Linked DNA regions of Mus musculus: all the other regions are linked to region 1. A link is a loop called in an ENCODE intact Hi-C map of the cell type or tissue named here. Cell type or tissue: left cerebral cortex. All regions are shown on one strand. Each heading gives the region's core, and the rest is flanking DNA. Links, peaks and the distances in the headings are about the cores only. Region 1 overlaps Lsm14a (LSM14A mRNA processing body assembly factor). Region 2 overlaps Garre1 (granule associated Rac and RHOG effector 1). Region 3 overlaps Garre1 (granule associated Rac and RHOG effector 1).

Region 1 (10,941 bases), core at 3,187-8,186:
GATAGCTGCAATGCTTCCTTATTAACTGGCCTCTTTCACTGGATAGACTGTACACAAAAACACTGCGTAGAGCCACAGAGTTCTCCCACAGCTGTTGGTGAATGCTAATATACCCGATGGTTCTCGAGAGCACGCCTTACAAAGAAGACAGGAGCCAAGTGAGTTCCCTACAAACCTATATTAAGAGCAGTGACTCAAGAGCCAACCTGCTCGGCTCAGTACTCAGGATCATCCCTCTCTGCTCCTGTGACCTTGGACAGGCTACTTAATATCTCTGTATCTGTTTCTTTGTAAAAGTTAGATAATAATAGAACCCATCTCACAGAGCTGACATGAGGCTTAAATGAGTTAGTGTGAAAACATTCAGCACCATGCCTGTTTCTCACTCACTACTACGGGAACACCAATGCCCTCAGATGTACAGGTTTGCATTGCTTCCTTTGATATTAAAGTGTAAAAATCTAGTAATATGAAATAAAGGCGATACTACAGTCATTTTTTATTATACAGCTTTAGTGGCCCTTAGAACTCACTTTGTAGACCAGGATGGCCTCGAACTCAGAAATCCGCCTGCCTTTGCCTCCCAAGTGCTGGGATTAAAGGTGTGCGCCACCACGCTTGGCATAGCAGATCATCCTTTTTTCTTGTGTGGAGGGAGTGTTTAAGAGATTTTCCTGGTTCATGATATCTAGACTCATGGCTCTAATAAAAAGACAAACCGTCACCTTCCTATTCTTCCTTCCTTTGGCTGAAAGAGCAGTTAGGCTTCAGGCAGCACTCCAGCTACTGCTTAGTCCAATACGATTTAATTACTTAATATATTATTCTTTTTCTTTGAGACAAGTCTCACTATGTGGCTCTGGCTGTCTTGGAATTCAGAGATCCTCCAGTGCTGAGATTAAAGGCATGCATCACCCACACTCAGCTCTTTCCTATTCATTAGCCAAGAAATCACTGTCCTTTAAATTAAAATAAATAATCTAATCATACATGTATATTCTCCAGGAAGTTAAACTAAAAGTTATTCTAATGTTTTAAAAATGATTCTGCGAAAATAGATAAAAGTAAAACGTTCTGAATGCCATCCCCACAGCATGCAGCTATACTTACCCTATATTCAAAGTCTGCAAACTCCCTACCACCACGAGCGCCTCTGAATCCAGCACGAAACCCTCGAGGGGCAGTGAAGGTTCCTCCTCGGCCACTACCACGCCCTCTGCCACCACGGAAGCCAAGGCCTCCTCTGCCTCGGTAGCCTCCACGGCCACGGTTTGGACGAAGCGGGATGCCAAAAGTTTCAGCATTTAACCTTCTTTCTTCAGCCCAAGTTGGTCTCCTTTCTCTGTTATGTAAGAGGGACATTAGCACATCAACCCAAAAAGTGCATCTTTCAGCAAATCTATGCAGCCCCAATTCCTGACACATTTAATTGATTTCTCGAGCTCAATTGAAGAAATAAGAGCAGGCAATCTAGACTCTCCCAGCTCTAATGGCATGCAAGCTCTGTACACTCCTGCAGTATGCTTTCACATGACACAGAGGCTTGTTTCTTATAAATACAATTGATAGATGCTAAAGAGCTGGGCAGTGGTGGCGCACGCCTTTAATCCCAGGACTTGGGAGGCAGAGGCAAGCAGGTTTCTGAGTTTGAGGCCAGCCTGGTCTACAGAGTGAGTTCCAGGACAGCCAGGGCTACACAGAGAAAAAAACCCTGTCTCGAAAAAACAAAAACAAAACAAAACAAAACAAAAAAAAAAAAAAAGAAAAAGAAAAAAAGATGCTAAAGGCTTTCATATGAAGATAATTAAGACCCAAAGGACTTGTGATTGATTTCACTCAAGCCACAGAAGAGAGGACAGAGCTGGTAGGGAAAGCCTTGGTAGAGATGGAGGTCCTAGTATCCTAGCTCAATCTCTGGACCTGATGAAATTAACCCAGCAAGTGCCTACACTGTTCCACCAATCATCCAGCCTACTAGCACTCAGGCCTCCCTGTCCATATTTACACTGAAGCCAACAGTTGCCTCCAGGGGGCACTGAGCTACAGTCAGGACAAAGGCAATGTGATGCGGGCAGCAGACTTCTGCAGCTCTTAGCTTAATGTGCTAAGTCATTTCTTTTTGACAATTAGAAATTTTCTGGATCTTCTTCTTTTTTTTTTTTTTCTTTTTCTTTTTTTGGTTTTTCTCTGTATAGTCCTGGTTGTCCTGGAACTCACTTTGTAGAACAGGCTGGCCTCAAACTCAGAAATCCGCCTGCCTCTGCCTCCTGAGTGCTGGGATTAAAGGCGTGTACCACCACGCCCGGCTTCTGGATCTTCTTTAACTGTAATATGTCAGAGTTTTACTGTATGATTCCATTCTGAAGAAGTATTTTCCACTTGGGTCTGGTTTCATTTGAATATAATATAGACAGATAACGAAAAGGTTTATGTTACACAAATGCTGTTTAACTAATATCTAGGTGTGACTACATCTTTAAACAATAGTGTGTTTTTTGTTGTTGTTTTTTTTTTTCAGGACAGGATCTCTCATAACCTAGGCTAGCCCTAGGTATAACCTAAACCCCTGTCCTCCTGACTCCATCTTACTCAAGTGCTGGGATTACAGGTTAAAGCCTATGATTCTTTTTCTTTTTTGTGTCACTAGGATAAAACCCAGGGCCTTGCATATGCTAGGCAAGTAGTCCTCCATTAACTACATCCCTAGCTTTCACTTTTTTTAAATTTACAACTTTTGGGCTGGTAAAATGGCTCTGTGGATGAAGACTCAAGCAAATTTCTGGGTTTCATCCCTGGAAAAACTACATGGTAGGAGGAGAAAACAGATTTCTCTAGGTTGTCCTCTGACTTTCACACCTACTCCATAGAATGCATGCACACAAACAGACACAGAAAGAATCAAAAACTTTTAAATAGTAAATTTTTTTAGGAAACAAAAACAAACACATACACACACACAACAACAACAACAACTGTGAGGCCTGGAGAGATGGCTCAATAGTTAAGAGCCCTGGCTCTTCCAGAGGATCTAGGTTAAATCTCAAGCTCCCACATGGCTGCTCACAACCATCTCCGCCTTCAATTCCAAGGGGTCTGGATGACCTTTTCTGGCCCTGTGGGCACTATATGCACGGGTACATGAACAAACATGCAGACAAAACACTAAAACAATATACATAAAATATAACTGAATAAATCTTACAGAACCCAGTACCTATTATCATCACAAGAGATGTTGTCAAAGAAGGACTTGGTCTTGTCATAGTAGCAGTTGGGCCCAAGGGGATCTTCCTCATCAGCATTCCCTTCACTGTTCTGAGTGTCGACTCCTGAGTCTCCTTTGTCTTCACCGTTTACAGGTTTCTCTTGTTTCTCAAGTTTATCTTCTAAGGAAAAACATGCAAGTTAAGACTTTACACATCTAAGTTGTAAACCATCTTTAACTCAAAGATCAAGTTAATCATTTTTGAGTAGAAAAATAAAATTTACCTTTCAGTTTAAGTTTATTATGAAACTCTCTGTCAATTTCCTCCTTGTTAAATTGTGCATTTGCACTTTCAAAGTCAAAGTCTTTCTCAAATTTCATTGGACCATCTCGACGGATACCAAATCTTCCCCTGCCACCTCGATGACCCCCACGTCCTCTTCTTGGAGCAGAAGGAACTCCAGGAACTATATTAATAAAGAATATTTATAATAACATTCAGTATGTATTAGCTCGTTTAGAATAACACTGTGGTCTTTGTATGAAATGATCTATAACATAAATGTTTAAACTCTATTTGTACAGTATAGATGTATTTTTATACAAATAAGAAATGGGGATGGAGCCGAGCGGTGGTGGCGCACGCCTCTAATCCCAGCACTCGAGAGGCAGAGGCAGGCGGATTTCTGAGTTCGAGGCCAGCCTGGTCTACAAAGTGAGTTCCAGGACAGCCAGAGCTACACAGAGAAATCCTGTAAAAAAAAAAAAGAAAAAAGAAAAAAGAAAAAAAGAAATGGGGGTGGGTTAGAGAGAGGGTTTGTGATTAAGGACATCGGCTGTTCTTGCAGAGAACCTGGGTTTAATTCTCAGCACTCACATGGTGGCTCACATTCAAAACTCCAGTTCTAGGGAGTGAATGATGCCTTCTTCTGACTCTGCTAAAACCAGGCACTTGCTCTACGCATACAAATATGCAGGCAAAACATGCATTTTTTTTAAAGAAAAAAAAATCTTAAAACAACAATCCCCAAGAAGATTGCTTAGCGGATAAAGTTGCTACGGTCAAGCCTGATAATCCCAGTATAATCTCTCGGACCCATATGGTGGAAAGAGAACTGACTTCCACAGCTGTCCACTGACCTCCATATTGATAGTGTGCACATTGGCACATATACACAAATTAAAAACAAAACAAAGCACTCCTGCAAATCTTCTAACCTCTACAGGTGCAATATAGCACACATATGCCCATACGCATAAATAAACACACACACACACACACACACACACACACATACACACACACACACACACAGAGAACAAAAAGAATTAAGTTGCTAAAAGTTAGTATGCACATGAAAAACAGCATAGATTTTATGTAACTTTAATATAACTTTTATAGTTGTTTTTATGAAGAGCACAACAAATAGATGTATAATCAACAGATTTGAGGCCTTCTCCACTATATTTACCCAGGCTCTAGAAAGCTCTGTTCTTCTTTCTGCCCTATTCCCTCAAACCCAAGTGCCAGGTTCTTTGTGGAATGGGTAACAGGAAACAAGATGTACAATAAAAATGTAAGTGAACACTAATCAGCACAGACAGCAAGGTAGGGAGGTGTTTCTTACAATTCAGATAAAACAACAGAGAAGCACCAGTCCTTACTGGCTCTAAGAACTTCCTGCTTTCAGTTTTTCCCTCTACCTGGTTCCATGTATTCAGGTTCCTGAATCTATGTGTTCTCTTTCTATAACACCACCACAGGATTCCAGCCAATCATCTGAGATATAATAAACAGCATAAAGTAGAAAAATTCATAGTGAAAACTTGTGACCCCACATATCCAACACATGTGTGTCTAAGAGTAAAATAACCCAGAATCTGGAGTAGTTCTTGGTGTGACTTTAACTTAAAAACATGCAGAAAACAAAGCAGGATTAATTTCATGAAGTACAAATTGAATAGTTATATGAATTTTGTAATATACAGACAAAAAAAACAGAAGTGACTACAGAGTAACAGGCTTGTGCTCATTGTTTGGTGAGGATGGCAAACTGCCTGAGTTTGAGGATAAACCCACCTAGCAGCACGTCCAGACATATCTAGGTAAGCAGGTATTTTTGTTTGTTTTTTGTCTTTTCGAGACAGGGTTTCTCTGTGTAGCCCTGGCTGTCCTGGAACTCACTTTGTAAACCAGGCTGGTCTCGAACTCAGAAATCCGCCTGCTTCTGCCTCCCAAGTGCTGGGATTAAAGGCATGCACCACCACTGCCCGGCCGGTTAGCAGGTGTTTAACACACTCAATATTATTACTAAAAGTAACTCAGTTACATGCCAGGAAACAAGCAGATTCACCTTAAAGTTCTACAAAAAGAACACCTATGTGTGTAAAATCCAAGGAGAAACTGCAAGAAAATTCACTGTTCTGTTAGTGACCCTTAGTGGTGGAGGAGGGTAGTGAAGCTTTTAGTTTATCTTTTGTTTCTGTGATAATGGAGACCTAAGGCTCCCTGATATTAGGCAAGCATTCTACCATTAAGTTTTATCTCTGATACTGGTGATGAGTTTTGGAGGATACTGTTAAGATAAATTTACTTATCATTTCACATGTTATTAAACGATCGATTGTTTTTATTTATGTGTATGATGTGTATGTGCCTGCAGAGTCAGAAGAGGGTGCTGGATTCCCTAGATGTAGCTGGAGTTATGAGACCACCAGGTGTGGTGCTAGGAAGCAAACCCTGCTCCTCTGTAAGAGAAGCAAGAGCTCTGACGCGGAGGCATCTGTACAGCCCCTTAGATAACGTCCACATGATAAAGTGTAGCAATGACTGTGGGAAGAGGCTTCCCTGTTTAAACCATACCAAGTACTCCACAACACACACACACCTGAAACTACAAGGAAAGCAACAGGGACACAGGCAGTGAAGGAAGGAAAAGGCTCTTTTCAGCACTCAAACAAGTACAAGTAAAAAAAGAACGCTTATACACTTAAATTCATTTACAGGGGCTAGAGAGATGGCTCAGCAGCTAAGAGCACTGACTGCGCTTCCAAAGGTCCTGAGTTCAATTCCCAGCAACCACATGGTGGCTCACAACCATCTGTAATGGGATCTGATGCCCTCTTTTTTTTTTTTTTTTAAAAAGACTTATTTGGGGCTGGTGAGATGGCTCAGAGGGTTAGAGCACCCGACTGTTCTTCCGAAGGTCCAGAGTTCAAATCCCAGCAACCACATGGTGGCTCACAACCATCCGTAACGAGATCTGACTCCCTCTTCTGGAGTGTTTGAAGACAGCTACAATGTACTTACATATAATAAATAAATAAATCTTTAAAAAAAAAAAAAAAAAGACTTATTTATTTCACCTATGTGAGTACACTGTCGCTGTCTTCAGACACACCAGAAGAGGGTACCCGCATGCACACATACACAAGAAGATGTACATCTACGCCAAACTCAAAGACAACTGTGTATTGTCAAGTACAATCCATTCCAGAAAAATAGTACTTCAGAAAAATTAACTTAACTACAGATATAAGAATGAAAAGAAAAGCACATTGTGGTGCTACAGTTCATTCCAGCTTTGTTCCCAACAGTAACATTTGACTGCTGCACACCAGCAAACCTAGAGAGCACACACTGTCAGAGTTTAATTAACCAAACTATGGATCTTACTCAGATGTTACTAATTTCTGACAAGCATCTTCAGGCATGTATTTATGTAGAGGCCAGCAACAGTTTGCTATAAGAACAGACTTACAACAAATCCATTCCCCTTGGGGTCAGTCCTTTGAGGTTCACAACTCCTACCTTTTTTCTTTTTGTAGCAAATATGCATTTTTGAAATAGTTCCTCTTATTGAGATCCATGGCATATGGCATTCAGATCCAGGTAGCTGCTGGCTATGGTAACGCATATTTTTAAATCCCAGCACTTGGAAGGCAAAGTTCCAAGGCAGCCAGAGCTACACAGTGAGGACCTGTCACAACCAACCAACCAACCAACCCCCTCAAATCAAACAAACCCAAACCAATTAGATCCAGGTAACTTACCTACTTGCCTCTTGTCATTTCTGAGTTGCTCATTTTCTGGCCTTGGGACTTTGTGTACTTCAGCTATAAAAAGATATACAAAGTAACAAATCAATAATATATAACCAAAAACATTTATAACATTAGAATGGGGGAGATGAGAACACCTGCAATATCCATAACACACACACACACATACACACACCACTTAGAATCAAATTTGAAAGACTGAACACTATTAAAATAAAGTTCAGCTTCAACCTGCTAGCACCATTCATATAAAGTAACACTCCTGGTGTCATGAGGAGATGAGAACGATCACAGTGCAGGAACAGGAAACAGCTCAGTTCTACCTCGCCTGTGCTCTTGGTTGTCTATTGCTTTCTGGCTGGTAGGTGGCAAAGGCCTGGCTGGTACAGGGCTCCTTCTCCCAACAGGTGCTGGAGCAGGTAAGTGGGCCGAGGCGGTCTGTACTGCTTGTTCCATGGTTGGACTTTTTCTCAAAGGGTCTAACTGAGGGCTTGATCGACCTAAAATGTAACCAAAAGATAATAAACTACCCTAACCTGGGATTTCAAAACCATTTAGACCTTATAAAAGTAAGTATAGAATTTTATTCTGCCAATTTAAATCCTTAGCATAAAACTGAATTCATTTTATTAAACCAGTGTTTAAACCTGGTTATCTTCAATGGGCTGGTTATTAAGCTAATGAAACAAAACCCCCAACAACACCATCACCCCCCCCCCCCAAAGTAACACTCCTGCATGACTTGAATATCAGCACAGATCACAGAGCAGGCATGTCAAATGGAGGCTTTCTTTTCCTCTCCTTTTTGGAGACAGAATCTCACATAGGCCTGTCTCCAACACCTAGGTGCTAGGATTCCAGTTACGCATGTCCATGTCAATGACTAAGCAGAAAGGTCTGCTACAAGAATGTAAACAACAATAAAGCAAGGCAGGTAGATTTTTTTAAAGAAATAAGAATTATTATCATTTTTTAAAGATTTATTTATTTTATATGTGAGTACACTCACTATCTTCACACACACCAGAAGGTGGCATCAGACCCAATTATGGATGGTTGTGAGCCACCATGTGGTTGCTGGGAATTGAACTCAGGACCTCTGAAGAGCAGTCAGTGCTCTTAACCACTGAGCCATTTCTCCAGCCCAATAGATGATGGTTTGTTATTGTTTTGTTTTGTTTTGTTTTTTTTAGATGATGGGTTTTTACAAGCCTTACAAGTTTAGGTAATTAAACGTCAGAATTTTTTTTTAAAATATTTTTTATTATTACATATTTTCCTCAATTACATTTAGAATGCTATCCCAAAAGTCCCCCATACCCTCCCCCCCACTCCCCTACCCACCCATCCCCACTTTTTGGCACTGGTGTTCCCCTGTACTGGGGCATATAAAGTTTGCATGTCCAATGGGCCTCTCTTTCCAGTGATGGCTGACTAGGTCATCTTTTGATACATATGCAGCAAGAGTCAAAAGCTCCAGGGTACTGCTTAGTTCATAATGTTACACCTACAGGGTTGCAGATCTCTTTAGCTCCTTGGGTACTTTCTCTAGCTCCTCCATTGGGGGCCCTGTGCTCCATCCAATAGCTGACTGTGAGCATCCACTTATGTGTTTGCTAGGCCCCAGCCTAGTCTCACAAGAGACAGTTATATCAGGGTCCTTTCAGCCAATGCTTGCTAGTGTATGCAATGGTGTCATCGTTTGGAGGCTAATTATTTACACAATGGAGTACTACTCAGCTATTAAAAAAATGAATTTATGAAATTCCTAGGCAAATAGATGGACCTGGAGGGCATCATCCTGAGTGAGGTAACACAATCACAAAAGAACTCAAATGATATGTACTCACTGATAAGTGGATATTAGCCCAGAAACTTAGTATACCTGAGATATAAGATACAATTTGCAAAACACATGAAACTGAAGAAGAACAAGACCAAAGTGTGGACACTTTGCCCCTTCTTAGAATTGGAAACAATCATCCATGGAAGGAGTTACAGAGACAAAGTTTGGAGCTGAGACAAAAGGATGGACCATCTACAGAATTTTTAAAAAGCCAGAAAAAAAGGGAAAAAAAAAAGCTTTCTGAGAATTGCAGGGTGGTCTCATCTCATTCCTAAGTTATCTTAACGGTCTCTTGTCATGTCTCTGTTTATCGTAAGTTTGACTTATCAAATTCCATTTTTCCTTCTATGAGGTCAGAATGACATTAAATACTCTACTCATGTTTTTTGTTCCTGTAGCATTTGCTCTACATTTCTAAAGATCTTAGATTTCATGATATTGTACTAAAATGGGGGATTTTTGCTTAAAAATTACGTTCATTTTAAAAAAGAAAATCCCCAGGAATGCTACAGTGCATGCTAGGTCACCTGGGGAAAAGGGTGAATGCTGACCCACCTCTGGTCATAGAGTACTCGGAATCCCAGGGACAATTCCCCAGGTCCTCCAAGTGTGCAATAACGATGTTTACATATTTCCAGACATTAATGGCAAGTTACTTTAGTGAAAAGCTTAGTTACCAGAGACACTGTAAATATACAGTACTATTAATAGAACCACTGTTAAGTTTTCATTCTTTATGGCTATAATATTTTAGCTCATAAGAAACAGCTTATAATACTTATGAAGGGAGTGGTAAGTGATGTTTGAGATAGGGAGTGGCTAAGCTGCTCAGGCTGGCACTGAGTATCTGCACCCAAATGATCTTTCTGCCTCAGCTCCCAATGTAGTTGCCTATGCAGCAAGAAGTCACAGGCATATGCCATTGTGCACAGTTTTCAAAGAGTCAAGTTTCTTTTCTTTTTCCCCCTTTAGACCAAGTTCTTGTTAAGTAGATACAGCTAGCTTTGAACCCACAATATTCCTGCCTCAGCTTTCCGTACGCTGGGATTATAGGTGAAATCACAAGCAGCTTGGAGGGTTAAGATTGAGAAAAGCCTACTGCTGCAGCTCATTTTATAATAGTCTACCAAATGACCTTTCAGATTTATCTTTTATCATTGCTTTTCTGAGAAGAAAGCCTGTGATTCTGAAGTAGTACAGCAGTAAACACAAGAGCATACAGAACGAGTTACTGACTCATTGGCTGCATATTCTTTTTCTTTTTCCTAACAACTTACTAATCACAGTGTTAATTTTGCTACAAATAAATAAATCCAGAAATATCTTCAGAAAATGCAAAAAAAACAAAAAAAAAAAAAACCCCAACTCCTTGAGTGAGGATCACATTCTTATCATAGAGTTAAAAGGAAATCTAATGTGTTTGGTGTGAAAATCAGAAACTTTTTTTTTTTTTGAGACAGTGTCTCACTGTGTAGCCCTCACTAGTCAGGAACTAACAGCTCCATAGCTTCTGCATCATCCAAAGTGCTGGGATTAAAGGTGTGTACCACCACTTCCAGCTTCATTATTTTTTGGAAAAAAACCTGTATTTTATTTTTATCCCATAATGTGTTTGTGTCGTGCACAATGCTTGAGAAAGCCAGAAGGTGTCAGATGCCCCTGGAGAAATTTCCTGTGGGGCTGAGCTACCTGATATAGGTACTTTGCAAGAGCTGTCCAGCCTCTGACATTCAAATATTTTAGTTGGTGAAATTTAAATAATTCTTAGGCTTTCTGTGTCACAGATTTATGTAAATATCCAATCAAAATTTAATAAAAACACTTCTGT
Region 2 (10,941 bases), core at 4,007-9,006, 100 kb before region 1:
ACCATTGGATTACTGGAATTCTGAGACGACTGTGAAGGGTCTGTAGTCCTAGGGAAGTTACCAATGTTCAAAATGCTCTGTAACCGTGTATCAATATTATTGCCCATCATTTTGGCCCTTTCCTCTGAACACCCAGCTGTGAAGATGTTTTTGGAATAGTGTGTGCTGCCAGAGTTGGTGCATGACACTTTCTTTGTGAACCGGGATGTCAGTTTGGAGAAAGTCTTCTGCAGTCCCGAGGATTTGCTTCCATTTCCAGAAGGCAGGTCAGCCTGATTCCCAAAATCGCAGATATCCCTTTGCAGCTGGATCTGTATACAGGGTAAAGCTTGTTCCCTATTTCAACAGGGGAAAAAAAAACAACAAGAGAAAAAGTTGGAGAACAAGACTTTTTTGTATTGATTGCTAGCCTGAGGATGGATACTATTGATTACTAGACATTGATTACTGGCATCATGGTGTTTTAAGTCCCAGCACTGCAGTGAGCAAGTAAGCTACAAGGAGACAGGGAGGAAAGAGTGGAGACCGGCAAGAACTTGCCTGAGTTTGGAGTCTTGGATGGTGTTTTTAAAAGTTTGTTTTTGTCAACCTGATACATGCTAATTATCTTGGAATTGGAGAGGAATTGAGAGGCAATCCTATTATCTTTGATTGATGAGGGCACATGCCACTGTGAGCAGTGCCACCCCTGGGCCAGTGATTCTGGGTTGTATAAGAACGCTCCTGCCTCCAGGTTCTTGCCTTGGCTAGGTGATGGATTCTAGGATCTGTAAGCCAAACAACCCCTTTCCCCATTTGGGTTTTTTTGTTTTTTAAAGATATATATATACATACATACATACACACACACACACACATATACATACATACACACACATATGAGTATGTATATATATATATATATATACACACACACATACATATATAGACATACATATACACACACATATATGTATACACTGTATATGTTTACACTGTATATGTAAACACTGTAGATGTTTACAGATACAGCAGAAGAGGGCATCGGATCCCATTACAGATGGTTTTGAGCCACCATGTGGTTGCGGAAAATTGAACTCAGGACCTCTGGTAGAGCAGTCAGTGCTCTTAACCGCTGAGCCATCTCTCCAGTCCCCCCCTAGTTGCTTTTGATAGTGCTATATTTATCAGAGCAACAGAAGGTAAACTTGGTCAGGCAGGTCCTGGGTTCATGTGCTCTATACATAAATGACTACTCAGTGTCTCACTCAAGGCTGTACAACAGTAGCATCTGGAGCTGAATGAAAGCTAACTGCAGGACAGGAGAGCAAAGCCTGGCTAGTGTGGTGGTACAAAGAGATTCAGCAGAGAAACAATGGATACATGCAAATGGTAGGGGTGGTGGGGAGGAGGCTTATGGCCACTCTGCATTGCTGCTGTGGCATGCACAGCTGTTCCTTCCATGAATTTCTGAGTACTCTTCCCCACCCTCTTTTCTTTCTTTTGGTTTTCTGAAACAAACCACATAGACCAGGCCTGTTGACCTTGAATTTAGAGATCAGTTTGCCTCTGAGTGCTGGAATTAAAGGTATTTGTCACCACACTGGGCCCTGAATACTCTTTCTACAACAGATATAAAAAATGCCATGAATCAGGAGACAAGGCAGCTGGCTGCTGTAACTCTTGACAAGATACTGCACTGAACTCGCCTTAGGAGGAGAAAGCTGAGTGTGATGACTTCTTTTTTTTTTTCCCCCCCAAGACAGGGTTTCTCTGTATAGCCCTGGCTGTCCTGGAACTCACTTTGTAGACCAGGCTGGCCTCGAACTCAGAAATCTTCCTGCCTCTGACTCCAGAGTGCTGGGATTAAAGGCGTGCACCACCACGCCTGGCTTTGTGTGATGACTTCTTATCGCTAGGAGTTGAGACAAAATGCTTGCAAAAGTTCAAGACAATTTGGACTACATAGTAAGTTTAAGGCCACCCTGAGGTACAAATAAGATAGTCTGTCAGGAGAGGAAAGGAAAAGAGATGAGGGCATGGGTAAATGTTTAAGATTTCTGCCAGTGTTAAAACGAGCAACTCACAGAGAACATTTGTAACTCAGCTATTTCTACATGCAAATAAACTTCATGAAGAATACAAGAAAATGTTGTAAGCATTTCTCTGCTTTTGCGTCTGGGAATGAGAACTGGGTTAAGAGTTCTCTCCATGACCATACTCCATGATTAAAACAAGGAAGGCCAAGTATTAACAGGTTAAGAAATGTGGATAATGAAGAACTTCTTGTATCTCATCTGCATGTCTGACCCATCTTGAAATAAAGTTACTAAAAAGTTCTCTATCTTGCTTTATTTACCCACATACTCTCAGAGGCAGGAGCTTACATGAGTTGGATTGTATGTGGCTACACTGCTTCCTGGCTATGGATCTAAAACGCAAACCATATGTATAGCTCCCTCATGTAAGTGCAGGAGACACCAACCTCCCTGTTCTCCAGCGGTTTAGGTCTAGCACGGCTGTGTAAAGCACATCCACCAGACCTAGGGTCTTCTCGGGATCCAGGCTCCTCTGCAGCAGGGACATGGTAGCAGGATCTTCCTTTAAGCACCTAGACACAAACCAAGTCATGTTAGTCCTGACCAATACTTCTCTGAAAAGGTGTTCAAAGCATTATGAAAGACACTACAACTTAAGTACTTCTAGCACCCAAAAAGAGCTCGGGAGTGCTGGGTGTGGTGGTGCATGTGTCTTTTAGTCCCAGCAGGAAGATCTCTGTGAGTTTAAGACTATTCTGGTATACATAGGTATCATAGGACAGCCAAAGCAACAAAGAAAAAAAAACTAGGGAGTCCAACAACCAAGCAACCTAGTGAGTACACCAAGTCCTCTGCAAAAGGAGAGGAGACAGAGGTACCACGGGTTTCTCAGTAGGACCAAGCTCTAATAAAGAGAATACTTAGGCAACATATGATGCATACAGGGCAGCATGGCTGTATAAGAACACATCTAAAGTAAGCTAAACGTTCCATTGTAAGAGGAAAACACTTGTGCATACACCAATATGTGTGTGCATGTGAGTGAGTCTGACTTGGAATGCCCAGAAGCCCTGAAAAAAGCAGAGCAGGGATATAACTGCAGCTTCTGTTAGGGTGGCTGGGGATGAAGGCAGCTCGGTCCCTGAAGCTCATTAGATAGTAGGTCACTCTAGCTGAATGGATATCCTGCAGCTTCAGTGAGACCCTACAAGACAGGGTTTCTCTGTGTAGCCATGGTTGTCCTGGAACTAACTCTACACAAGGGTGACTCCAAACTCAAGAGATTTGCCTACTTGTGCCTCCCAAGTGCTGGGATTAAAGCTGTGCTCCACCATCCCTGGCTTTATACATTTACGTCACTTATTGTGTGTATATGAGTATAAATGGATGGACCCAAACAGAGGTTAGAAGGCTACTATCAGGAGCCGGCTCTTTCCTTCTACCAATGGGCTCCAGGAATTGAGCTGAGGCTGTCAGGCTTAGAGGCCTTTATATAAGATTGTTTGTTTGAACATTTACTGTGTGTGTGCATGTGTGCATTCTGTGTGTGTGTGTGGAGATGGACACGAGTGCAAAGGGCCATGTGAGGAGAATGTGTAGGAGCTGGTTTCCTCCTTCCACCATATGGGTCCCAAGAATTACGCTCAACTTATCAGGCTTGGGGTCAAGCGTCTGTTTAGTCATCTCACAGGGTTTTGTTTGTTCTGTTAGAAGCTCATGTAGTCCAGGTTGGCCTTAAACTTGCTACACAACTGGTCCTCCTGCCCTTAATTCCTGAGTACTGGGATTAACTTTTTTTTCTTTTTTTTTTTTTAAAGATTTATTTATTTATTATATGTAAGTACACTGTAGCTGTCTTCAGACACTCCAGAAGAGGGTGCCAGATCTCATTATGGATGGTTGTGAGCCATCATGTGGTTGCCAGGAATTGAACTCAGGACCTTCAGAAGAGCAGTCAGTGCTCTTAACCGCTGAGCCATCTCTCCAGCCCCAGGATTAACTTTTTAAAACCAACTTTCTTTTTTTTTTTTTTAAGAATCATGAAAAGTTTTTTTTTTAAAGATTTATTTATTATTATATGTAAGTACACTGTAGCTGTCTTCAGACACACCAGAAGAGGGAGTCAGATCTTGTTACGGATGGTTATGAACCACCATGTGGTTGCTGGGATTTGAACTCTGGACCTTCAGAAGAGCAGTCGGGTGCTCTTACCCACTGAGCCATCTCACCAGCCCCCTAAAACCAACTTTCATACAAAATAATTCTTAAGACTTATTATTTATTCTTATTATTTGAGATAAGATCGCATTACATAGTCCTGGCTGACCTCAAACTCACAAGGTCTCTTATCTCTTCTTCTTCTGAGTGCTAAGATTAAAGGCTACACCACTACGCCTGGCTTTATTTTTTTTAATTATGAATGTGTGTGAGTCTGTACAGGTGACTATCAGTGTCTAAGGAGACCAGAAGCATTAGATTCCCTGGAATAGAATTACAGATGGCTATGAACTACTCAGTGTGGGAATTAAACTCAGGTCCTCTACAGTAAGTCTTCTTAATAGTTGAGCCATCTTGCCAGCCAGGGTTCCTTCTTCTTTCTTTTTTTGTTTTATGTGCATTGGTGTTTTGCCTGCACATATGTCTATGTGAGGGTATGGTATCCTGGAGCTAAAGACAGCCATGAGCTGCCTTGTGGGTGCTGGGAATTGAACCTAGGTCCTCTGGAAGAGCAGCTAGTGCTCTTAACCACTGAGCCACCTTTCCACCCCTACAGCCATGTTCCATTAAAAAAAAAAAAAAAAAAAAAAGGTGTGTTCTCTGTGCTACACACTTATGTGGAGTTGGTCCTTGGCCACTCTCACATGGGTACAGGCGATAAAGTAGATCTTCCCCCTCACTCATTAGGTGCTTTACACATTGATCTTGTTTGCTGGCCCATGCTGCGCTATGACATGCCATACACCCCTGCCACTGTGCTTTGCTCACTGTATTTGCTTCTGTAACTCCCCACTCATCATCCAAAAGTCATCCTCCTGCTGTTATGTCATATATTGGCATGTGTGGATAATGTAATAACACATGTATGTGTTGGTCTGGTGAGATGGCTCAGCAGGTAAGAGCACTGACTGCTCTTCCGAAGGTCCTGAGTTCGAATCCCAGCAACCATAAGGTGGCTCATAACCATCTGTAGTGAGATACAACGCCCTCTTCTGGTGTGTCTAAAGACAGCTACAGTACTTACATATAATAATAAAAAATAAAATCTTTGGGCCAGAGAGAGCGGAGGTCCTGAGTTCAATTTCCAACAACCACATGATGGCTCACAGCCATCTGTACAGCACAGAGTGTATGCAATAAAAGCCACCCTTTTCACCAAGATGGTACCGAAAGCGAAGAAGGAAGCTCCTGCCCCTCCCAAAGCCAAAGCCTTGAGAGCTAAGAAGGTGGTGCTAAAAGGCGACCATAGCCACAAAAAAAGATCAGAAAGTCACCCACCTTTCAGCGGACCCAAGACCCTGTGGCTCCAAAGGCAGCCAAAATATCCTCGAAATAGTGCACCCAGAAGAAACAAGCTTGACCACTGTGCTATCATCAAATTCCCACTGACCACCGAGTCAGCCATGAAGAAAATAAAGGACTACAACATGCTTGTGTTCATTGTGGATGTCAAGGCCATCAAGCACCAGATCAAAGAGGCCGTGAAGAAACTCTATGACATTGATGTGGCCAAAGTCCATACCCTGACAAGGCCTGACAGAGAGAAGAAGGCGTATGTTCGCTTAGCTCTTGATTATGATGCTCTAGATGTTGCCAACAAGATTGGGGTCATCTAAACTGAGTCCAGATGGCTAATTCTAAATATACACTTTTTTTCCCACCATAAATAAATAAGTCTTTTAAAAAATATGTGCATGTTTGTGAGAGACAGACACAGGGGGAAGGGTGTCTTGTTTCTGTAACCCATAATGGTGTAAGCTTAAGGATCCTCTGTCAGCCTCCTAAGGGACAGCAAGACAGACATGTACACCCATGGTTGGCTGAATAAACTCTTGATTAGTTTGCTGACAATTATTTTCCTAAAAATGAAGTAACACTCCCACTTCAGCATTCCCAATGAGCACATACTTGTACAGGCCCAACATCTCTAACCCAAAAACAGGAAATGTTCAAAATACAAACTTTCTGATGCTACAGTGACAACACAAGAGAAGAATTCCACAGATGATCTCAAGTGCAAGGTCACAGTGAAAATTCAGAGCACCACAAATACTATGTAATACTATGCAAAACCAGCACTGGCCTAGGGCACAGCAGTCTGAAACACAGGTGATCATGTATTTACACTTCATTCTCACAATACCTCATCATACCCATGGGCAAATACTTTCAAAACAAAACCAAAACGGCTGGAATCGGAAATACTTCTGGTCTCTAGCATTTCATGTCAGACACTTGATCTTGGCTTTCCAAGAGAAAAAACAAAACAAAAGAAAACCTCAAAGCAAAAACCAATTTTTATCATTACAAAAAGCAGACAGCAGAGGGAGCCTTTGCAAGCAGTAACAGATGCCATTTCAGAAGGTACAGTAAATTACAAAGGAAATGAACCACACAGGCAGTGAGTGTTCTGTCAGTTTTGTTCTCAGCCTGCAGGCCTCATGCCTTTCCCACATGCAGACTGTGTTTTCCCAAGTGTGGCCTCTGGCCACCTGCACCAGGATTACCTGAGGTGCTTATTAAGCATGCAGATTGCCAGCATCCCCTGAGTGTCAGAAATCTCCATCTTCAGCTGGCTCTCAGGGGTCTGCTACCTTCAAAGTTTGAGAAACCAGGCTTTAAAGACTTGGAGCTGCCAATCACCTCTGACCCAAGGTAGAAAATAAACTAGCTTTGTAGAAGCTGTTTATGATCACCCAATTCTATATAAGTTATGTCTGTTTTTCTCAAAATGAGAATCCATATAAGGTCAATGTTTTCCAATGAGCTAGGTATGATAACATACATAGGTAATCCCAGTTCAAGAGGTGGAGGCAAAAGAATCAGGAGTTCAAGGTCATGTTTAGATACACAGTGGGCTTTTAGGCCACCCTATGTTTATGTAAGACTCTGTCTCAACAACAATAATAAAAACTTTTGAATGAGAATTAAATTAGGAATTCAAATTGCAGAGTGCTGGCCCAGAATGCCTGGGTTTGGTCCCCAGCATCCTGTAAAACTGAGCTTGGCAATGCATACCTATAATCCCAACACTTAGGAGGTGGAAGCAGGAGGATCAGAAGTTCAAGGCTATCCTTAGCTACAAGGTTGCCCTTCACTACAAAGCAAGTTTAAACAAGCCTGGAATACGTGAGACACCATCTCAAGATAGACAGACAGACAGACACTGAGAGTTATTAGAGGGTTAAAAAGATGACTCAGCCAGTAAAGGCATTTGCCAGCAAATCTAATGACCTGAATCCAGTCCCCAGAATCTACAAAGACAGAGGGAGAGAATGGACTCTTCCTGCAAGGTGTCCACTGCCCTCCACATAAATATATTAAAAAAACAATTCAGCTTCAGCTTCATTTTCTGTATACACTTTTCTCCAAAAACCTTGTGTGGTTGCTTCTCAATCCAAAAGTCTCTTGGCCTGTTTTTCTGTAATATAGCTCAAACCAGTACTTGCCAATATCCCTTACTGCTATCTAAGTGAAACTAATTATTTTAGGGCAAAATGAATCTTTTGATCTTTCCCTTTACTTGCTGTGATCACTGTGAGGTTACACCTTTTCTCATCTCCTTGTGCAGTGTCTTCTTTCCTCATGTATGAGGTCATATCCCTGGCCTGCTTCCTTGTTTATAGGAGCTTTTGTCTTAGAAAACAAACTATGAATAACCCTTTATCTTTTGAAGTGTTACAAATATAACAAAAAACAGTTTTGTTTGTCCCCAGATTTACAATGAGAATGAATATATAATGATATAAGCTCAAGCTTATCAGGGTTGTAACTGAAAAGATAGACTTGAGAGAAAATTCTAGTCTCTCCTCAGCTTTAGAAAAATAAAGGGTGACTCAGTGAGAGCAAAAGACACTAAACCCTGTGGCTTCAGTAAGAAGATAACACTGCTCATTATGGTCTATTACTTATATGCCAGTTGCCTGTGGTCAAAGGAGCTCTTTCTCAGAGGTCTTAGATTCACCATCATAGCCAAGCCAAACAGACTCCAACACCGCCCTGCTACCTGAGAAGTGCACAGGTAGCAAGCACTACTATGTCAGGTTGCAAAGATGTGAAAGATACACAGCCTTCAGAGTTTAGGCTTCTATTAAAAAGAGTCATGTTACCATGTGGATGGGACTTGAACCACAATTCTGGAACCTTCAAGACTGATCTGGGGTGCATAGGCTTCTTTATTTTCAATCTGTGCTGTGTCAACAACCACCTAGAAAAGAAACAAAGACAACCGCAGTTCAGAGAGATTTCAGTATCAAACATTCAAATACATAAGCGTATTAGTCACTCAGTAACCGGCAGAACTGTCTGCAGCACATCTGCACTGCAGTGAGACCAGTGAGACCCCCAGAGATAACAGCAAGCAATGATGCGCAAACACACAGAAACCAAACTCTAATTGTGGGGTCTACTCGATTTTGTAGGCATTTTCTACACTGTAGTTGTTCTAATTACAAATTATTCAAGATAAATGTGGTTGTATATTTCTGTCATCCCAACACCTGTGAGGCCATGGCAGATGGATGAGTTTGCAGTCAGCCTGTGCAATATGTGACCCTGTCTCAAAATGAAGAAATAAATAAGTCTGGAGAGCTGGCTCATATGTTGAGAGTACTTCCTGTTCTTTCAGAGGACTTGAGTCCCAACACACATATCAGGCTGCTTGCTCACTGCCACCTGCAACTCTAGTTCCAGGAGATCCAATGCTCTCATTTGGCCTCCAAAGATAATACACACACACAAAATTTAACTTAAAAATAAAGTCCTAAGATAAAACTTTAAATGGGAAAGGACTGGAAAAAAGAGAAAAAGAAAGTGAAGGATAAGAGAAAGAGAAAGGGAAGAGAGTTGATGCATCTTTTATTTTAGGAGTTTGTTCTTGTTTTGATCTTTTCAAGACAGTGTTTCTCTGTATAGCTATGGCTGTCCTAGACCTTGCTCAATAAACCAGGCTGGCCTCAAATTCGGGGATCCACCTGCCTCTGCCTCTGCCTCTACCTCCTGAATGCTGAGATTAAAGGTATGCACCACTACACAGCTATTTTAGTGTTTTTGTTTTTTTAAACGTTATATACGTGAAAGAAAAAAAAGATGTCAGAAACTGAACCAAGCTGGGCCCAGTGATGCAGACCTGTTTTCTAAGCTCCTTACAAGGGTGAGGCAGAAAGACTACAAATTCAAGGGCTGGGGATATGGCTCACTAGTAGAAAAACACATCTCCATTTTGGAAGGAGTTAAGCTACGCATAGGTACTTTTCATGATTCCAAACACAGCTTCCAGTGTGTTCATTTCCACGGTTATAAATAAACAGGGTTCTTATGGCTGGACCTTTGAGAAACATTTCCTGTCCAAGGAACAGCCTTTGTTGGACCTGACAGGTGTTTCCTCTCTCCTCCTCCTATGGCTATGGTCCTAAACGCCTTTGTCAGCTACAACAAAGGCCCTACCATCAATGGTAGGGAAGTAAAAAGTTCCTGGATTCTGCGTATAATTACACTCCCCCCACCCCTTAGCTTAAACTGATTTCTCAAAACTGCCTTCTCCTGCTGTACTCTGTGTTCTGGAGCACACATTGCCATAGTGCCAGCTTCAGCTGACACAGTCCTGGTCTCCAGGAAACTGGCTCAGTCTCTCTATTATAGGTTAGCAGAGTGACCCTTGTTTCTTGCTTTTCTTTCTATATGAATCTTCAAGGAAATGGAGCCCAGGTCTGTACACTGTCTCTGAAGTAATCTGCATGAAACAGGGACAAAGACAATTTTAATCTGTTTTTTTTTCATGAATAAAGCAGAAATCAGACTACAAAGAGTACCTATAAAAAAGTTTTTTATTTATTTATTTTTTAGACAGGGTCTCACTCTCAAACCATGAATATGAGGCAGAATCTAGTACATACAAGCTACTTGGGTCGACATGGCAGACAATAAAAGCTAACAGTGATCACAGATGCTGAGCTCTGGACCTGGTCTGACTTCACCTGAAGTTTCTTTAGTTTTTATTTTCCTTCCCTTTTCTCTGACAGGTAAAAGATAGATTTTTACCTGAAGCAGATACTGCCACTTTCTTGTACAAAAGGTAATGGGCAGAGAGCTAGGATAGGAAATGATTGGGTTGGGGCCCTAGCTCACCTTTACAGGGGCTGACCTGTAAAGGTGAGAAGAACAAGCCACATTTAGAGAGGTCAGAGAACAGGCAGAGTACAGAGGACTGAGATAGGAGGCCACCAGCCCAGCTCACTTGAGCAACAGGAAACTCCAGTGTTGCTGCAGATCAGTCAGGCCAGTCAAGGCCCACACAGGCAGTACTAATGTGTTTGTTACTCTAAGATGAGGAAAGCGTACAACATCACCATTTTGTAAATAGATTCCCAGCAAATACAGGTTACAAAGGTATTAAAACAAACAAACAACAAAACTTTCAGTTCTGAAGAGAGAGCAGGGTCTTCCTATGTATCTCAGGCTAGCCTCCAACTCTTCCTTTTGCCTCAGTCTGTGCAGTGTTTTGCATTGTGCTCTCATGCTCTCACATATACTCACCAGCCCTGCCTGGCCGAACAGCAGCTGCACAGCAGTCTTACAGGCACCCCGCCACATGGACGGGCACACCTGATTCAGGACTTCAGTCACAGGAAGATCATCCCTAGGTGTGATTCCATTGTAGCAGCCTGCTTCCTTGATGAGCTGTAACATGGTATGCTACAGATTGACA
Region 3 (10,941 bases), core at 2,283-7,282, 89 kb before region 1:
AAAATGCTTACAAAACACATGCTGCCATTGATGAAGACCCTGACTAAAAAACAAACCAGGGCTGAAAGCAGCGCTCAGTGGTTAAGAGCACTTCCAGAGGACCCAAGTTCAATTCTCAGCAACTATATGGTGGCTCACAACCACCTATAACTTGTGTTCCGGGGAAATTGATGCCCTCTTCTGGTTGGGTTTCTCAAAGACTGTACACATGTGGTGCACTAACATATATGAAGGTGTATTTATTATTAAAAATAAATAAGTGGAGTATAGTGATAGATACCTATAAATAACCCCAGCACTTGGGAGGCTGAGACAGAAGCATTACAAGTTTGAGGCCTGCCTGGGCTATTCAACAAAATACTGTCTCGAAAAATAAAAGGGGGAGGAAGAAGAAGGGAAGAGACAGACTGACTTTATAAAGAGCAATTTCTTTTTTTAACTTTTTCTATGTGTGTGCCTGCATGCCTGTGTGTATAACTCATGAAAGTCAGCACAATCAGGTTCTATCGCAAACACCTTCACCAATTGAACCACCCTGCCAATTGAAAAACTATTTCTGACTTGTTAATATCCAAGTTTAAGTTCTGGGTGTAGAGAAGTCTCAACCTTCCCAATGCTACAGCCCTTTAATATAGTCCCTCATGTTGTGATGACCCCCCCCCCAGCCATAAAATTATTTTGTTGCTACTTCATAATTGTAATTTCGCTACTGCAATAAATTATGTAAATATCTGTGGTTTTGGATAGTCTTAGGTATCTTGTAAAAGGGTCATTCAACCCCTGAAGAGGACTGAGACCCTGGCTGAGAACCACTGGACTAGAGAATACCATGCTAGAGTGGCCAGAGGAAGAACTGTATACTAGGCAGGATGCTCCATGAAAAGGTTTGAAGATGGCCAGCAGTAAACTTCTAAAGCAGGTCCTCATCCAAGAGGTTGTACGGGCACCAGAAGCCCAGAGGAGAATGCTCATTGGACACTGGCATGTCCCTCCCCAAATCTGATCACTATGCCATTCTATCCCGCTCAAGCTTCTCTACCCACTAGTGAGGCTGTGCTGGGTAGCTTCTGATCATTAAAAAATAAAAGGCTTCATGTGTCAAATAAATTAATAGGAAAATGGCTAAGATCACATGCAAAAAAAATGATAAATGAGGACCTAAGATTAGTTCAGCTAAGCATCTTTTTCTATTCATTTTTATGAAGTTTTGGAGTTGGCATATATAGTAATAGGTTTCATCATCGCACTTTCTTGCATTTGCCACTGCAGTTTGTTCTCTCCTGCTCCCCATCCCTGCCTGCATGCCCTGAGTTCAAGGCTGCCTGGTCTACAGAGTGAGTTCCAGGACAGCCAGGACTATACAGAGAAACCCTGTCTAGGAAAAAAAAAAAAAGAAAAAGAAAAAAAGAAAAAGGAAAAAAAAAAAAGAAGAAGAAGAAGCAGCAAGCTAGTGGTAAGTTTACAACTTAATGTCTAAAAGCAAGTGTCTCTCCTGGGAGCCAACAGTCAAAGAATCCCAGCAGCCTCTCCCAGGTCAGTTACCTCAGCTGCCCCTCGCCAGGATCGCACAGCTTCCTCCAGTTCAGGTGTGTGGCCCATGCCAGACAGACTGCTGTTCTTTTTTTCTGGCACAACTACCTCAGCAAAGCAAGAGTGAGCCACCGGCTGGACTTTCTGCAAGGCGTGGGTCAAAAACTGGAAATGGACTTGCACCACTGTCAAGAAACATCGCCCCAACACCTGTGAAAACAAAAGAGCAAGGGGATTTTAGGCTGTGGGTTGCTCATGGATTAGTGCAGTAACTCCTCAACTGTCAACAGACTGGCAATCATAAAAGCATGCAATGCTAAAAAGTCCCCCTGCTTTACAAGTGCCTGCCTATTGGGCCTTGATACTAGAAATTTAGAAGTCAAAACATTTCAAAGAGCCAGGTGTGGTGGCTCACGCCTTTAGTCCCAGCACTCAGGAGGCAGAGGCAGGCGGATTTCTGAGTTCGAGGCCAGCCTGGTCTACAAAGTGAGTTCCAGGACAGCCAGGGCTATACAGAGAAACCCTGTCTGAAAAAAACAAAACAAAACATTTCAAAGCAAGCAGTAAGCCTCAGGCACAAGTGGGTCTTCCAACTTCCCCCCACCTGTCCTCACTTCCCGAGTCTAGACTGTCTTTGAGTTCCTGTGGGTCCGAGCCATTCATAATCTCAATTGTGGCCACAGAGTATTCAGAACGCAAAGGAAAAGTCATGGTATGTGAGTAAAAATCTGAAAGGTTGGTTTGACCTAGAAGAAAACATTCCATTGGGAATGAAATTCAAAGATACTGGTTGTTTCAGTGCTGTGCTAATATTGTTATGAATACAGTTGTTTGTTGTGTTCCTCCTACTCATTACAAAACAAAGCTGACAGACCAGTTTTCCAGGAGTCAACAAAACATAGGAGATAATGCTATCAACAAGGCAGAAACCCACTAATCTGACACTATCAGTGGTTGGTTGGCTAGTTAATAATTCAAATAGGATCTCACTGGAACTGTCTGTCCTGGAACTCACTCTGTAGGACAGGCTGGTCTCAAACTCACAGCAATCTGCCTGCTTCTGGCTACCAAGCCCTGGATTTAAATGCACATGCCACCATGTCCAGCCAGAATTTTTTTTCAAACAATAAATCTGACAGATATGGCGATATATTCAGGTAATTCTAGCACTTGGAAGACTTAAGTAGGTGCATCATGAGTTCAAGACCAGCCTGGTCTACAAAGAGAGTTAGAAGCCACTGTTCCCCTGCTTCAAAACAATAATAGAAGCCCAAATCCCACTGCTAATAGACAAATGTTCTAAATTGTTAAAATGTTAAATGAACATTTTAAGCCATGAAAGATTATTTGCTTGGAGACCAGGGAAGCTGTTCCCTTTCTTGCTTCCTAGTGACTTGACTTCCTCCCCCACCCCCTTTTTCAGGAGACAGGGTCCAGGAATTCAATCTGTAAACCAGGTTGGCCTCAAACTCAGAGATCCACCTGTCTCTGTCCCCTCTAAGTGCTAGTACTAAAGGTTTGCACCACTGCCACCTCCCCCCCCCCCTCTTACTTTCTCTGTATGTTTTTGGTGGTACTGAAGCTATCCCCAGGGCCTGGAGCAGAATGAGGAAGAGCTAACATCCTCCTTCCGTTTTATCTTTGTACTTTATACAGGAGGGTCTCACTAAGTAGCTCAGGCTGGCTTTGGACTTGCAATCCCCCTGCCTCAGTCTCCTGAATTTCTTAGATTTCAGGAGTGTACAACTCCCAGTCTGGTTTTCTAACTTGGGCACAGCTGTGATGTTTGTTGATTTCCTATGTTTTTCTCTAAAAAGCAGGAGAAACTGCTAGCTGAAAAAGACCCTGAGCTTGGAGAATTGAAAGTTCAAAGTCTGCCTGGGCAATCTGGTGAGACCCCAGCTGCTCCAACTGTCTGCACTCCTTTCTCAAAGATTTAACATCCATTAGAGTCCCGACGCTCTCACCCCATCTTGTACCTTGGAGCAGCCTAAAGACTCAGCCACATCTAAGTCAGATGCTGCCCTTAACCATAAACCCAATCCAGCATCACACAACAGAGCTGCTTTGCTACAGAAACTGGGACAGGCCAGCTCCCAATACCTATTCTCTCTAAAAGATTTCTCCCCTGTAGAAAGCACCAGAGCAAACATGTTAATTTAAAGTTTCATCCAAAACTAGAGCAAAAAACAAACAAACAATAAGCTCATATTAAAGTGTCCACCCTCTAAGTGAACAGCTAAATCAAAGCTGAATTCTACCTCCTAGGTTTCCACTGCCCCTTTCCTCAGAGCTCCTCCCTACTAAGGCTACGGCTATGAAGGGTAGGGTGAGGGACACAGACCTAAGAATCCAGCTAGAGACTCCTGACATGAATACACGCCCTCTGTCTAGTACCATACACACTACCAGTCGGCTTTAACTAAGCATTCAGCATGTACTTGGTCTACACTACAGAGTTCATATGGGTTGTGTCACAAATCCCAGAATACCCCTATGAAGTCATCTCTATGTTACAGAGAAAAAGACTAAGGCTAGACAAGTTATGAAACCAGGCACAAAGGTTACAAAACAAACAAGCAGAACAGTCTCTTCATTCAGTGTTCAGCTTCTACGATTTTAGCAAGTATGTCCTCTTGTCTTCAACACTTTCAATATCCAAACAGACAGAGGGTGGCAGCACTGGACCAGGCACACAACAGAAATTCAGTCTTAACTGGCACCGGCTAAGGGCACCAGGAAGCTCCCTATAGCGACAGAGGAGCTGGGTGGCTCCTCCAGGTCACACTCTCTCCCCTCTTTCTTGGCCTCTTAGCAAGCTATGGGAGAAAGAAATGGAGGGTAAGTGAAGTTGCCATGCTGCTCTGGGGTCACATTCTCCCAGCTTCTGACCAATGAAAATTACTTGCTCCTTCTAATAATAAATATATAATACATGAATGCCTAATATGTACAAAGCTCAAAAATCCTGAGGGTACACAGGAAAGAGGATGAGAAAATCCCTGTGCTCAGGAGGGTTACATCCTAATAGGGCTAAGAGACAACAAAGCCATAAATAGACACAAGGTCAGATGCAGCTGGAGAACAAGCTGCCTGGCAGGTGGTGAGGAAAAGGCTCTCTGAGGATAAACCAAGGAAGAAAGCTTCACTTCCTACTCTGAAAGGAACACTCTGAGAAATGGCAGTGAAGCCTGGTATCTGGATCACAGAAGCATGGGGCTGGGGTGGGTCCTCCTAATGCACTGCTAGAGAGGTGGAGGTGGAATCCTGCTGTCAGTCTGCTGTCTTTGCTCTTTATTATGTACCTGACCTTAGATGAGTCATTTAAGCTGCAGTTCTTCTCTGTAAGAACTGCCCTCTTCTTTCCCACGATGGGTAAAGCATAAACCCAATTAAGATTGTGACAAAATACACGTTGTAAATAATTAAAGGCCAACCTAACCAGTAGTTAGCCCGACTCTTGGAAACTGGTTTCAGTGACTACTTATTATAAAATGTCACCTCAAGTAACAGACACATAAACATCACCTTCTGAGAGGACAAAGCTCCTGTCTCTGCTCACCCTTTATCTCATCTCCTTTCCTGGCTCAGCCCTCAACGCCCTTAATAGACCTCACCCTCCTTGACTCAGGGATGGGCCAGTTCTTGGGGACTGTCCTCACACAGGTTTGGAAGAATGTGTCCCAGGGTCACAGACAGCTCTCTCAGCTCACAGACTCAGGGCATGTAAGGCTGCAGAACAGATTGGATAAGCTGGAGAATGGGTGAGTGGAACAGTCAAGGCCAGGTACTTAAGTATAAAATAGCACTGAAGCTCTACCAACAGCCACCACCTTAACCCATGCCAGGAGCCACACACATGGTAAAGTAACCCATTTTACATATGACAAAACAGGCTTAAAAAGATAAATTTGCTTAATGTCAAGTAGGTTTAAGTGAGGAATGTCTGTCTCACTCTAAAAGACATTTCTGACCACCAGGTTGCCCTGTCTGCCTGTGACAAGATCCAGGATATAAAAACAACAGTGGGTAGGTACTAAAGAGAAGACATTCTGGAAGCAGATAATCGTTAGGGAGCTACTGAAACAGAACCCTGCTTACTGGAAATTCCTGATGGCCAAGACGGGTATATCACAAGCCTGGTGCCATGGTATATGCCTGTAATCCTAGCACTCAGGAGGCTGAGACATGAGATCCACAAACTCAAAATCTACGTGGATTACAGAGTGAGACTAGGTCTCAAAGCAGAACAGTTGCGCACATGAACCTTCTTATTCTCTTATACTGTATGCACAGTATCTACCACACTGTAGACATGGGTATAACCAGAGTCCCTCTCTTCTTGGTGTACCTGTTTGGTTGTTTAATGTTGCTGTTAATATTTTATTTTTATCTGTGTGTTTGTCTACACATATATCTATACCCCAGTGTATGCCTAGTGCCTGAAAAGGCCAGAAGAGGGTTTGGAACTGGAATTACAAAAAGTATGAACTGCCATGTAGGTGCTGGGAACTGAACTCAGGTCTTCTCCAAAAGCAGCCATCTCTCTACACCTCTTGTATGTTTCTTGAGGCAACAACTCATCTGGACTGGCCTCACTAGTGTAGCCTCACTAGTACAAGGGTGACCTTGTACTGAGTTTATAGGCCTGGGGCCACCACACCCTCTTTCTTCTCAGTAAGTTTTATAGCTTAAGCAGATTACAAAGGGTTCTAATTTAAGTCCATCCTGTTTGAGAACTAAGACATCCTTTCTGTACCATCATAGTTGTTGAGGGTCAACCTCTATGTTCTGAAATTTTGTTACAGCCATTCCTTCCTACAGCACTTTCTACCTGCTTGTGAATGGAACTGTGGATGCCTAGGTCAACCTCATCTCCCAAAACAGCTTACTTTTTTTCCATATTAACACAGATGGAAGAACCCAAAAGTTCACTGCTCTGCTCAACTCCATTCAACAATTCATCTTTCTTAGATCCCTGCAAAAACTAAGCCATTCTGTACCTTATGTCTGACCAGACAAAAAGTCTCTAGAGTGAAAGCAAGTTGCCAGACTGGCTGCTTCCAATTGAAATTCCAAAGCCATTCCATCATTTCCCTCTCTCCAGTACTTATATACCTTACGCATTCCATTTCATTTTCAGTGTTCACAACCTTGTTTTGAATACAGCTTATTGTCTATATGGTAATTCCAGAGTCATTACACAATGACCCAACCCACAGACCAGACCTTGATACTGCCATCTAAATGTGTCTCAGGAGAAACAGAGAACACAGACTACTTGAAGACTATGGAAAGTACTTATGAAAACTGCACTACAGGTTAAAAATGGGGAAAAAAAAAACCAAGCTTACTGAAAATAGCATGCAAACACTGACAAGCTGGTGCTGTACTGTGGGAGAATGCTTGTTGATCACGCAAGACTCAGATTTCCATCCCAGGGGTGTGGTTCCTTGATTAACAAAAAAAATCTACAAATCTTTTTGCAGCCAGAATTTTCAATCACAGAGAAAAGCCAAGCTATACATAAGGTGGAACAACCAGAAAATGTAATAAAGTCAGCATATGCCTACAACACCACATGTTCAGACAAAAGAACATTCTGACCTGGACAAGCTGCTATATTGCCAGTAAAAACAGCAGAGGTGGTTTCTGAGCTCCTGCCTGCCACATGGGCTAAGCACCATGACATGCAAAGCCTTTGACGGTGATACATCTTCACTTTTAACTGGACAGGGCTTGGAGGGGTAGGGATTCTGCTAAAAAATAAACAGTACTAACTATTCCTGAATAAATAAATAAAATACTTTGGGTATTTTAGTAAAATCTAGATGTTATTATATGTTGTTTTGTTGTTCATTTCCCAAAATAAATTATTATGAGTCAATAGTACAGCACCTGTTTTTGCATGCATAGGGTCCTGAATCTAATTTACTGCCATGTTATATGTGCTAAATATGTAAGAAATCTATCTTGTTCTTATTTTTGAGACAAGGTCTCACAATGTAGCCCTGGCTGGCCTCATATTCAGACATAAAGAGATCAGTTTGCCTCTGCTTTCTCAAACTCTGGGATTAAAGGTTTGTTCTAGTACACCTAGCCATTTTTTCAAGATTTTTAAAAAACTATATGCATATGTTGTGTGTCCATAGAAGTATAGGTACCCATAGAGTCCAAACAATCCCTTATAGCTAGAGTTACATACAGATGGTTGTAAGGCACCCAACGTGGATGCAGGGAAGCCAAACTCAAGTCCTCCTCAAGAACAATGGTTGCTCTTAACCTCAGAGCCATCTCTCCAACCTCACAAGAAGTCATGTTTCAGCTTCATTGCAAAAAATCTTAATACAACTTAAAAAAAAAAAGATTATCCAGGGAAAGGCTACAAAAGGTAAGTATCTAAATTCACATTAATTATGGTAAATCAAAGACAATATCTGTTCTTAAACTCTTTCCCCACTTCAGATGTAAATTTTCTCCATAACCAAATTTATATTGTATGTTTCTATGGGGTAGAAATTGAAAATATATCCAAGTCACCACACATCGTATGGCCTACAAGCCCACTAAAATTTAGGAATTTTTGTTGTTGTTGTTGAACTAAGTATATTTTTGTTAAAAAGTTGTCATTGCCCTTAAGAATGCTTCAAAACTAGGCATGGCAAACACCTGTAGGCTCAGCTTTTCAGGAGGCTGAGGAAAGAGAATCATTCAAATGCATGAGTTTGAAGCCAGGCTGGGTTCAACAACATAAAAAAACAAAACACCATAACTTGAATCAGTGCTTCAGGAGCTGCCTCACTGAGACTCAGAGCTCCCACCCCCATCCATCAGAAACACTAACGACCCCTCCACCCTCGTCCCCACAGTTTCTAACTAGTGATTCTCTGGTGAGTCTTGGATAGGTCAGAAAAGCCTAGCCTATCTCAGCAATGCGGAGAGGGTGAGCCTCCACCTCTGCCTTGACTGATTTCCTTTGTCTGACATCCAACATCCAAGATACTGTACTGGCTTAAATCTCTCCTGGCTTTTCAGCTGATCCAGTTTCAGACTCCCTGGCTGCTTCCCAGTCATCTTCTGACCTCTACATGCTGGAGTACTCTAAGGCTTGCTGCAGCACCACTCACTTGCTGCATCCTGTTTTCTAGTTTTAAATACCATCTATTAACCCATAGTTCCCATATTCTGTTGCTGTGGACCTCAGCTCTCCTCTCTCAAAGTGTGTTCACCTATCTACTGAAAACCACACCTTAACAAGTATCCCAGACCTATTATTCTAGGCATCTCTTCCTTCTGTTCTTAGTAACAGCAGTATTAGGAAGAGACCCAGGTACAGAAAGAAACCCTGGAGGGCATCTTTGATTCTCTTCTCCCTTCCTCCCCACCCCCATCTCTGCCTCTGTTAGTCTATCTCTGACTGTCTCTGTCTCTCTCTCTGTCTCTCTTACACACACACACACACACACACACACACACACACACACAGCATTACAGATAATTCCAGCACTTGAGAGGCAGAAGCAGGCAAATCTTTTTAAGTCTAAGGCCAGCCCGATCTACTCACCCAGGAGCTATATTGAGAGACCCTATCTCAAAACAGACAGAAAAAAACCCTGAATAATGGTGTTGGGCACCTTTAATCCCAGTACTCGGGAGGAAGAGGCAGGCAGATCTCTGAGTCTGGGGACAGCCTGGTCTACAGATGGAGTTCTAGATCAGCTAGGACTACACAGAGAAACCTTGCCTTGCAAAAAACCAAACCAAACCAAAGTAAACCAAACAAACAAAAACCCACACAAATGCTGCCCAAGTATAAAATCCTAATCCACAGAACCCATGCAAAAAACCAGTTGTGGCAATATCCATTGATAACCCAGCACTACTATGGTGAGATGAGAGGGGGAGACAGAAGTTCCAAGTCAGCTAGCCTAGAGTATATGGGGCAGTAGCAAAAACAAGTGACCCTACCTCGATAAGGAGGAAGGTGAGAACCAACTCCCAGACATTCTCTGATTCCTACAAGTGCATATGTGCATGCCCGCAGTCACATTCACACAAAAAACAAATAATTATATGCAAACCACTCCACTCCAGTTTTCAGTTTCACAAGATCAGTAAAGTTCAAGAGATAGATGGTGGTGGTGCCTATACACCATGTGAATTTTTTTTTGTTTGGTTGGTTTTTTTGTTACTGAACACTTGTAAACAGTTAAAACAGCAAGCTCTACATTATATATATTTTACCTTATAAAAATCTAGTCCTAAAACAACAAACAAACAAACAAACAAAATCTAGTCCTAAACTGGACATGGTGGTACACTCCTGTAATCCGTTACCCTGGGAGGTGGAAACAGGAGAGATTCAAAGTGATTCTCAGCTATTCTGTGAGTTCAAGGCCAGACTGGGCTACACAAGACCCTGTCTCAAAAAACAGACAACTCCTTCCCAATTTCCCCCATACCCCTCAAAAAAACCAAACAAATGAACAAAAACTAGTAACAACAAAACCTATTTATCTCCTATACAACCGTTCCATTCCAAGCTACTACAATCTCTTGCCTAGATTACTGTTATGGCCTATAGCTTTCTTCACTCACTAACACCAGATTTATGCCTAATAACAACTCCCTGAATTGTATGGGGCTTGACCTTCAGCTGTTCCACCTGCATCCTCAACAACTTGCACAACGTGGAGGAGAAGAAGGAACACTCTTCTTTTCCAGTGAGGAGACCTAGTTGTTCTCATCTAGTACTTCCTGTCACAGGTCCATGGGCTAGCTAGACCTTATCAATTATCACTGTCAGCTGTCAGGAGACTATGAAGGGTAATCCCAAAAACAACACAGCTGAAAAACAAAGAGTTTCTTAGTAAGAAAAAAGGAGATTGGACACTAGAGAGCAAATAGCAGCCCCTTGGCGGGGTGGGGGTGGGGGGCACGGACACGGAGGGATGGAGGGAGGGTAAGAGAATGAGGGAATGAGAGAATGTGTGTGTGTGTGTGTGTGTGTGTGTGTGTATGTGTCTGGGTGGGGAATGGGATACAGGACGTCTGAAAGCAGAACTGAAACAACCAGGCTTGAGGCCATTTTCCATTTGCATTACAGCACACTTTCCACACCTAGTGCCACAGACTTTTCATCTGCCTGGAGCACTTCCTGTCCTTACCCATCAGAGCAAGCTGGTAGCTACTTCCCCAGTTATTTATCAGGAGGGTGGTGGTACAAAGAACAAAAAGCAAAGCAGGAGAGCAGGCTGGGCTTCTACAGTCAGGACGTATTCACAGGGGTTCCTCCACATCCAGATAATTGCACTTTCCTAGTTCTGAACATTTTACCATTAGCCTAGTTCCCATAAAGGGATGTACTCTGTGTGTATACAGCAATGGCCTGAGGCACTGGGGAGGGTCCAG

The links. A loop is a pair of places that touch in the nucleus more often than their neighbours do. Peaks named below come from ENCODE experiments on the same cell type or tissue, not always from the same donor. Only the 100,000 strongest peaks of a DNase experiment are listed, where the experiment ranks them.
Region 2: a loop joins it to region 1, with 8 times the contacts of the local background. A loop is called at or near these places in 30 of 42 quality-filtered maps.
Region 3: a loop joins it to region 1, with 4 times the contacts of the local background. A loop is called at or near these places in 29 of 42 quality-filtered maps.

Annotation. Positions count from the first base shown.
Region 1 is chr7:34,350,176-34,361,116 of GRCm38, forward strand. It overlaps Lsm14a (LSM14A mRNA processing body assembly factor), which reads right to left. Exons shown (of 11, transcript NM_025948.3): 5 at 7,591-7,767; 6 at 7,259-7,321; 7 at 3,490-3,672; 8 at 3,215-3,386; 9 at 1,111-1,342. Among named protein-coding and RNA genes, the nearest start is that of Gm12764, 33 kb to the right of the region's middle. In left cerebral cortex, for the core only: a CTCF peak has its summit at 5,652; a DNase peak (open chromatin) is centred at 5,609.
Region 2 is chr7:34,245,643-34,256,583 of GRCm38, forward strand. It overlaps Garre1 (granule associated Rac and RHOG effector 1), which reads right to left. Exons shown (of 14, transcript NM_172741.3): 7 at 10,770-10,928; 8 at 8,345-8,442; 9 at 2,465-2,590; 10 at 1-336. Among named protein-coding and RNA genes, the nearest start is that of Gm12758, 17 kb to the left of the region's middle. In left cerebral cortex, for the core only: a CTCF peak has its summit at 6,563 (motif pointing right); a DNase peak (open chromatin) is centred at 6,612; H3K27ac peaks cover 1,833 bases.
Region 3 is chr7:34,262,011-34,272,951 of GRCm38, forward strand. Garre1 (granule associated Rac and RHOG effector 1) reads right to left here. Exons shown (of 14, transcript NM_172741.3): 3 at 1,543-1,740. Among named protein-coding and RNA genes, the nearest start is that of Gm12758, 33 kb to the left of the region's middle. RefSeq lists an enhancer at 3,145-7,783. In left cerebral cortex, for the core only: a CTCF peak has its summit at 4,203 (motif pointing right); DNase peaks (open chromatin) are centred at 4,215, 4,604 and 7,034; H3K27ac peaks cover 2,650 bases.